Regions from separate parts of the Homo sapiens genome. Here region 1 is linked to region 2. The links are chromatin contacts, found by Hi-C or POLR2A ChIA-PET in ENCODE. All regions are on one chromosome and are shown on one strand. Each heading gives the region's core, a stretch centred on a gene start or an enhancer-like site at or near the end of the contact. The rest is flanking DNA. Distances are from core to core; before and after follow the strand shown.

Region 1 (3,512 bases), core at 456-2,955, 92 kb after region 2:
CCAGAGGTGGAGTCTGCAGAGGCAAGCAGGCCTCCTTGAGCTGCGGTGGGCTCCACCCAGTTCAAGCTTCCTGGCCACTTTGTTTACCTGCTCAAGCCTCAGCAATGGCGTGTTCCCCTCCCCCAGCCTCACTGCCGCCTTGTAGTTTGATCTCAGACTGCTGTGCTAGCAACAAGCGAGGCTTCGTGGCCATAGGACCCTCCAAGCTAGGTGCGGGATATAATCTCCTGGTGTGCCATTTGCTAAGACCATCGGAAAAGTGCAGTATATGGGTGGGAGTGACCTGATTTTCCAGGTGCCGTCTGTCACCCCTTTTCTTGGCTAGGAAAGGGAATTCCCTGACCCCTTGTGCTTCCCGGGTGAGGCAATGCCTCACACTGCTTCGGCTCACACTTGGTGCACTGCACCCACTGTCCTGCACCCACTGTCTGACAATCCCCAGTGAGATGAACCTGGTACCTCAGTTGGAAATGCAGAAATCATCTGTCTTCTGCATTGCTCGTGCTGGGAGCTGTAGACTGGAACTGTTCCTACTTGGCCATCTTGGAACCGCCCCCTCTTCCACTTATTATTCACTGGCCAGAACTAGGCATGTGGCCCCAACTGAAAGGCAAAAGAGGCTAGAAAATAAATGGAAACACATACAATGTTTGGTGAGCACTAGCTCTTTATGTCACAAGTGAATAGACTACATACTATAATAATTTTAATTTTTAAAAAATGGTTATCTCAGGATAACTTTATGGAATGTTGAAAATACAAGTTTACCTAACATCTGTTGTTCAGTTGTACATATAATCTACATTGTGTTTATACTGTGATTCCTCTGTGCCAGACTGAAAACATGAAGTAGACAATAGTAAAATAATTTCAACAAATGTCAACTGAACAAAATTTGAGATTACCTGGTAAATTGAGTATTAGTTTGGATATCCCTCTCCCGAAGATGTATTATAATGGCAATTGCTTTCTTTGCCAAGGAGTAATATTTATCTGTAAGGCTTTTTCCAATTAAGAAAATATTCAATGATGATAAAGTAGAAATATGATTTTTTTTCCTTCACTCTTCCAGATAGAAAGCAAATTCTGCCTGGTGTGGTGGCTCAAGACTATAATCTCAGCACTTTGAGAGGCCAAGGCAGACAGATCACTTGAAGTCAAGAGTTCAGGACCAATCTAGCCAACATGGTGAAACCCCCATCTCTATTAAAAATACAAAAATTAGCCAGGCATGGTGGCATGCACCTGTAGTCCCAGCTACTTGAGAGGCTGAGGTGGGAGAATCACTTGAACCTGGCAGGCAGAGGTTGCAGTGAGCTGAGATCACACCACTGCACTCCAGCCTAGGCAAAGAAGCAAGACTCCAAGAAAGAAAGAAAAGACAGGGAGGAAGGGAGGAAGGAAGGAAGGAAGGAAGGAAGGAAAGAAGGAAAGAAGGAAGGAAGGAAGGAAATTCTATCTTGGGCAGGAGTTGTAGATACATCATTATCCTGACAATCAGAACCATGATTTGGAAAGATTAATCTGATGGAAATATGCAAATAGGTTAAAAACTATTGTCAAAGAAAGCAGTTAAGCAGCTCATACCAAAGTTCAGCTGTGAAGTAAATGATGACTGTGTGCCGTTTCACACAAGAAGTACTTCATGAATAGGAACCTTCTTTCAGACTGAAACCAGAAACAATCTTAGTTGCTAAACTTCATTAGGAGAGAAGTTACCATGCATAAATGATATGTCTTATGACCACCGGATCTTCCAGATTCCCCTTCCAGTATGTTGGTGCCTTCAAGTGAGAGAGATAAAGTTCTCTCAGCTTCTTCTCTTGTGGCTGAGTTTGCCACAACCAGCAGCCCTGACACACACTATTGGTAAACAAAGCAGAAGTAATGTCACAAGGCATGGGCTTGCCGAGAAGGGTGCCCAAAATAGCAAACCTCATAGCTTAATTTAGAAGAATCTTTACAATGTCAAGCTTACAAAGGTTAAAAAAAAAAAAAAAAAAAGAAACAAAGAAAGAAAAAAGAAATGTGGGGCTAAGCATGGTGGTTCATGCCTGTAATCCCAACACTTTGGGAGGCTGAGGGCTGAGGTGAGGATATCTTGGGGCCAAGAGTTTAAGACCAGTCTGGGCACCATAGTGAGACACTCTCTCTAGAAAAAAAAAAAACTTAAAAATTAGCCCAGTGTGCTAGTTTGGGCCTGTAGTCCTAGCTACTCTGGAGGCCGATGAAGAAATCTCATGAGCCTAGGAGTTCAAGGCTGCAGTGAGCTATGGTCATACCACTGCACTCCAGTCTGGGCCACAGAGCAGGACCTTGTCCAAAAAAAAAGGGAATGTGGTAGCATTTTCAACAAGTATAAACTATGTGGTCTTGTCTATTCACAGATCATTTAAAGATGAAAGCTTTAATTGGGGGGAAAGCCATATCAGCCAATGGCACTGTGAATTTTTGGCAGAGGCATCATCAATTCTAATAACTTTTATCAAAACCAATGGTTTTAAGCATTCAAGCTTTTATTTACCCCTCTGTGGTCTGAAATAACCATTGGCGTTTGGAGCTGTTTTTGTTTATTTAATTTGGTTTTGTTTTAATTGGTCTTGAAGTCAACATACTCAGGATTTGCAATGTAGAAATGAGTTCTATGAAGGCAGCAGATTCTTGATTTCTTTCGGTCTATAAGTCTTCCCCATTAAAAGCCTATACTCTGGCCAATAAGAACTAGAAGTAGAAAATAAAGTTAAAAGCAAGCTCAACATAGTGAGGTTCTAACTCCATATGTTGCGTTTATGGAGGCTTGTTTCTCTAACTCTTTCCTGGTCCTCAGACACCATGGGAGAATAAAAGTAAGCCACTGGTACCTTCTTCTGCCGTAAACTTTTCTCCAACATAAACACATATTTATGTTGACATGAACATAAACACACAGTCACACACACTCATTGCTTTGGAAATGGTAATTCCCATTAGAAACATGCAAGTTTAAATTTAATGTTCTTTGTACTTAGTGGTAATTCACTTATACTTATTTTCTTTGAGAGAGTGAGACAGGAAAGAATCTCAAGAATCTTTAAAGAAATGCAGAGAAGGCTAGCTGTGCCAGGTAACTGACGAAAAGCAAATTAAGGTCTCCGTTTTCAAAAGAAGAATGAAGTTAGATTTCACAAACTCAAATAATGAAAATATTATCAAAGGCAGGCTGAGCACAATGTCTCATGCCTGTAATCCCACCACTTTGAGAGGCCATGGTGGGCAGATCAGTTGAGTCCAGGAGTTCAAGACCAGCCTGAACAACACAGTGAGACCTTGTGTCTAGAAAAAAAGAAAAAGAAATAAAATATTATCCACGACATTAATAAACAGATAGCTTGTGAACTTAAGAAGGGGAAATGATAGGTCACTAGAAGACATCGTGGATGCACTAAGAACACATTATATGAGGCTGAGTTCATTTCCATTTTTGAGAATTCAACTAAGTATAAGAGCAGAACTCCATAACTATTGTGTATTTA
Region 2 (3,398 bases), core at 755-3,254:
CATGCCTTATTGTTTAGGAAACTGAAGAATAGGTTGCATAGAAGCCCATTTCTTGTGTGCCTGAGCAGCCTCTAAGGAGAAAACTCAGGTCTGAGAAGGAGCCATGCATACTGAGTTTGGCTAATAACAAAAGATTAAGTTTTAGTGGGAGATGGACAGGGAAGTATGAGCCCAAAATGGGGGCTGTTACTCTGATATATCTCCAGTTGTACTCATAATTGGGTCCTAGAGAGAAGAGAAAGGCTGTAAGTAAAAATCTGAAAAGGAGGCTTAAAACTCAGCAAGACCTTAGTACAGCTTTGAGGTCTTGCTCCCAGAGTGTAGCACAGCAGAAAAATGGAGTCCTCCTTTTTGCTACAACCCACCCCACAGCAGGGCTTTACAAGGTTTCCAGGATCCATCAGTGCCTAAGGACATAGAAGGATCGAGCAGTGGTGCCCCACAATAGTTAAGTGGTTTGTGATGGCATGTGAGACCATCTCTGTTGGCAAAAATTCTTCAGGGGCACATTACAAGAAATTGAGGTTCTGTGAAAACAGGAGAGGCCAGAGTCAGTGTAACTGGTGTTGTTCACACTGTAATGAGACAATATCATGTTGTTGTTGATCATGTGAACTTGATAATTAAACCTGGATTCAAATTCAGGTTCCACACTAACTGGTTATGTGACCTTGTGCAAATGATTTACTAACATCTCCGGATCTGTTTTCTCATCTGCAAAATAGGGATAATCACGAGACCTAATTTAGAGCTGTTGTGAGGATTAAATAAGTAAAGAGCTTGAAAGAGTTCCTGGCATATAAGAAATGCTCAACAAGTGTTCGATATTTGTTATTGTTTGTTTTGCTTTGTTTCGTTTACTAATATGGGTACCTATGTGTACCTACTGACAGGTGATACCTAAGAAAATATGTGAAAGAAATAATTTCTTCATCGACAACAAAAGAACTTTTTACCACCAACAATAAGACTTGAGGGACTTCTACTGGGCTCATTGATTTATTTTTCTTTTAACTTTTTAGTTTTAGAGGTACATGTGCAGGTTTGTTATATAGGTAAACTTACGTCACACGGGTTTGTTGTACAGATTATTTTATGACACAATAGTCATTTTTTTTCTGCTCCTCTCCCTCCTCCCACCCTTTACCCTCAAGGAGACCTCAACGCCTATTGTTCTCTTCTTTGTGTCCCTGAGTTCTTATCATTCAGCTCCCACTTATAAGTGAGAACATTTGGTTTTCTGTTCCTGCATTGGTTTGCTAAGGACGATAGACTCCAGCTCCATCCATGTTCCTGCAACAGACATGATCTCATTCTTTTTTTATGGCTGAATAGTATTTCATGGTGTACATGTACCACATTTTATTTATCCAGTCTGTCACTGATGGACATTTAGATTGATTCCATGTCTCTGCTATTGTGAATAGTGCTGCAGTGAACATTTGCATGCATGTGTCTTTACGGTAGAATAATTTATATTCCTCTGGGTATATACCCAGAAATGGGATTGCTGGGTGAAATGGTAGTTCTGTTTTTAGCTCTCTGAAGAATCAATATGCTGCTTGCCGCCATGGTTGAGCTCCCACCAATGAATCTCCTATTTTCTCTCATAATCTTTCACTTGGATTACTATAATGCCCACCTGAGTGCACCTGGCTTCAATTCCACCCTCCATGTTACTCTTGGTATAAATTACAACCACAGTTATCTAGAGCCCTAGTTTTCTCAAGGAACAGGTGAATTTCCTTTTCATCTTATAGCAGAAAGTGGAGGGGCTACTCATTGATTTACAAATTTAAAAGTCCTGACTTGCTCAGTGTGACCCTGGAAAAAAGCACAAACAGCTCATATCTCTTAACACCCTACACTTGATCTTCCCAAGTTCAGTGTTTTTCATGTCCCTGCATCTCTCTGGATAACCTTATGAAACCCAACAAGGAACCAACTCAAGATGAGTAATGGTGTAGTGACTCAGAAAAGAACAAGATGTCTCTGAGTGAAAGAAAACAGTGTGCTCCAACAGCAGGAAACCAGGAGCAGTAATCAACAGGAGAGCCAAAACGCAGTCTTGAAGCAGCACAGCTGCCAACTGCTAAAAATTTCCTCAGGTTGCAAACGAATTAAAATAGTAACTGTGCTCTGGGTAAACTCCAGTGTCTAAAATATGTTGTCTTCCCCAGTCTCCTTAAGTAAGGTTACCTTTTGAGGCATGCTCTTTAAACATCTCTTTGGAACAGGAAGTTCCCAAGCTTCTATTTTGCTGTATGAAGCAAAATAGAATCTACCCACTGAGGAAGGATCTGTCAATTCACTTTTTATTTTTAGCTCTTGGGATGTAGTTGTGGTATATACTGCTAGCTTCCAAACCAATATCCTTCTTTTCTTTTTATTTTATTAACAGAGTCCACATTTCAGAGGGCACAGTAATGTTTACAGATAAAACTTATGTTACCCAGGTTTCCTTACATATAGCAGTAGCCACATGACATAGAGTTCCGGTTCAGAAAATATGAGCAGAAGTCATTGAGTAGGGCTTCTGGAAAAATTCTTAAAAGACTCAGCTAGCACACACCTTTTTTTTCTCCTTTTTCCTTTATCCTGTCTGAGATACAGGTAGAAGGGCTAGAAATGTAGCTGTAGCCATCATCTTGCAAACATAAAGGCAAGAGAATCATAAAGACCTTGGCCCAAAGAGCATCAAGCTGCTGAACTAATGCCAGCAAAGACTTACCTCTAGACTTCTTGTTATAATAGAAAATAAATCAAAATTTGATTAATTACTAATATTTGTGTCTGCTATAACATGTACCTGATTTTATTTTATTTTATTTTTTTATTATTATTATACTTTAAGTTTTAGGGTACATGTGCACAATGTGCAGGTTAGTTACATATGTATACATGTGCCATGCTGGTATGCTGCACCCATTAACTCGTCATTTAGCACTAGGTATATCTCCGAATGCTATCCCTCCCCACTCCCCCCACCCCACAACAGTCCCCAGAGTGTGATGTTCCCCTTCCTGTATCCATATGTTCTCATTGTTCAATTCCCATCTATGAGTGAGAGTATGCGGTGTTTGGTTTTTTGTCCTTGCGATAGTTTACTGAGAATGATGATTTCTAATTTCATCCATGTCCCTACAAAGGACATGAACTCATCATTTTTTATGGCTGCATAGTATTCCATGGTGTATAGGTGCCACATTTTCTTAATCCAGTCTATCATTGTTGGACATTTGGGTTGGTTCCAAGTCTTTGCTATTGTGAATATTGCTGCAATAAACATACATGTGCATGTGTCTTTATAGCAGCATGATTTATAGTCCTTTGGGTATACACTCAGTAATGGGATGGCTGGGTCAAATGGTATTTCTAGTTCTAGATCCCTGAGGAAT

Evidence for each region. A loop is a pair of places that touch in the nucleus more often than their neighbours do. ChIA-PET counts read pairs that join two places held with the same protein, here RNA polymerase II (POLR2A).
Region 1: a loop to region 2 is called in a map of aorta, with 2.2 times the contacts of the local background. The contact joins two enhancer-like sites. A Hi-C loop is called at or near these places in 1 of 168 maps with a recorded cell type or tissue (aorta). POLR2A ChIA-PET finds 5 or more read pairs at or near these places in 2 of 52 experiments (T-cell and naive thymus-derived CD4-positive, alpha-beta T cell).

The regions. Positions count from the first base shown.
Region 1 is chr3:102,036,969-102,040,480 of GRCh38, reverse strand. No RefSeq gene overlaps it. Among named protein-coding and RNA genes, the nearest start is that of RDUR, 98 kb to the right of the region's middle. Within about 2 kb of position 1,705, at least 4 of the 41 ENCODE cell types and tissues checked have a DNase peak (open chromatin) inside an H3K27ac peak, as active enhancers do.
Region 2 is chr3:102,129,022-102,132,419 of GRCh38, reverse strand. No RefSeq gene overlaps it. Among named protein-coding and RNA genes, the nearest start is that of RDUR, 190 kb to the right of the region's middle. Within about 2 kb of position 2,004, at least 14 of the 41 ENCODE cell types and tissues checked have a DNase peak (open chromatin) inside an H3K27ac peak, as active enhancers do.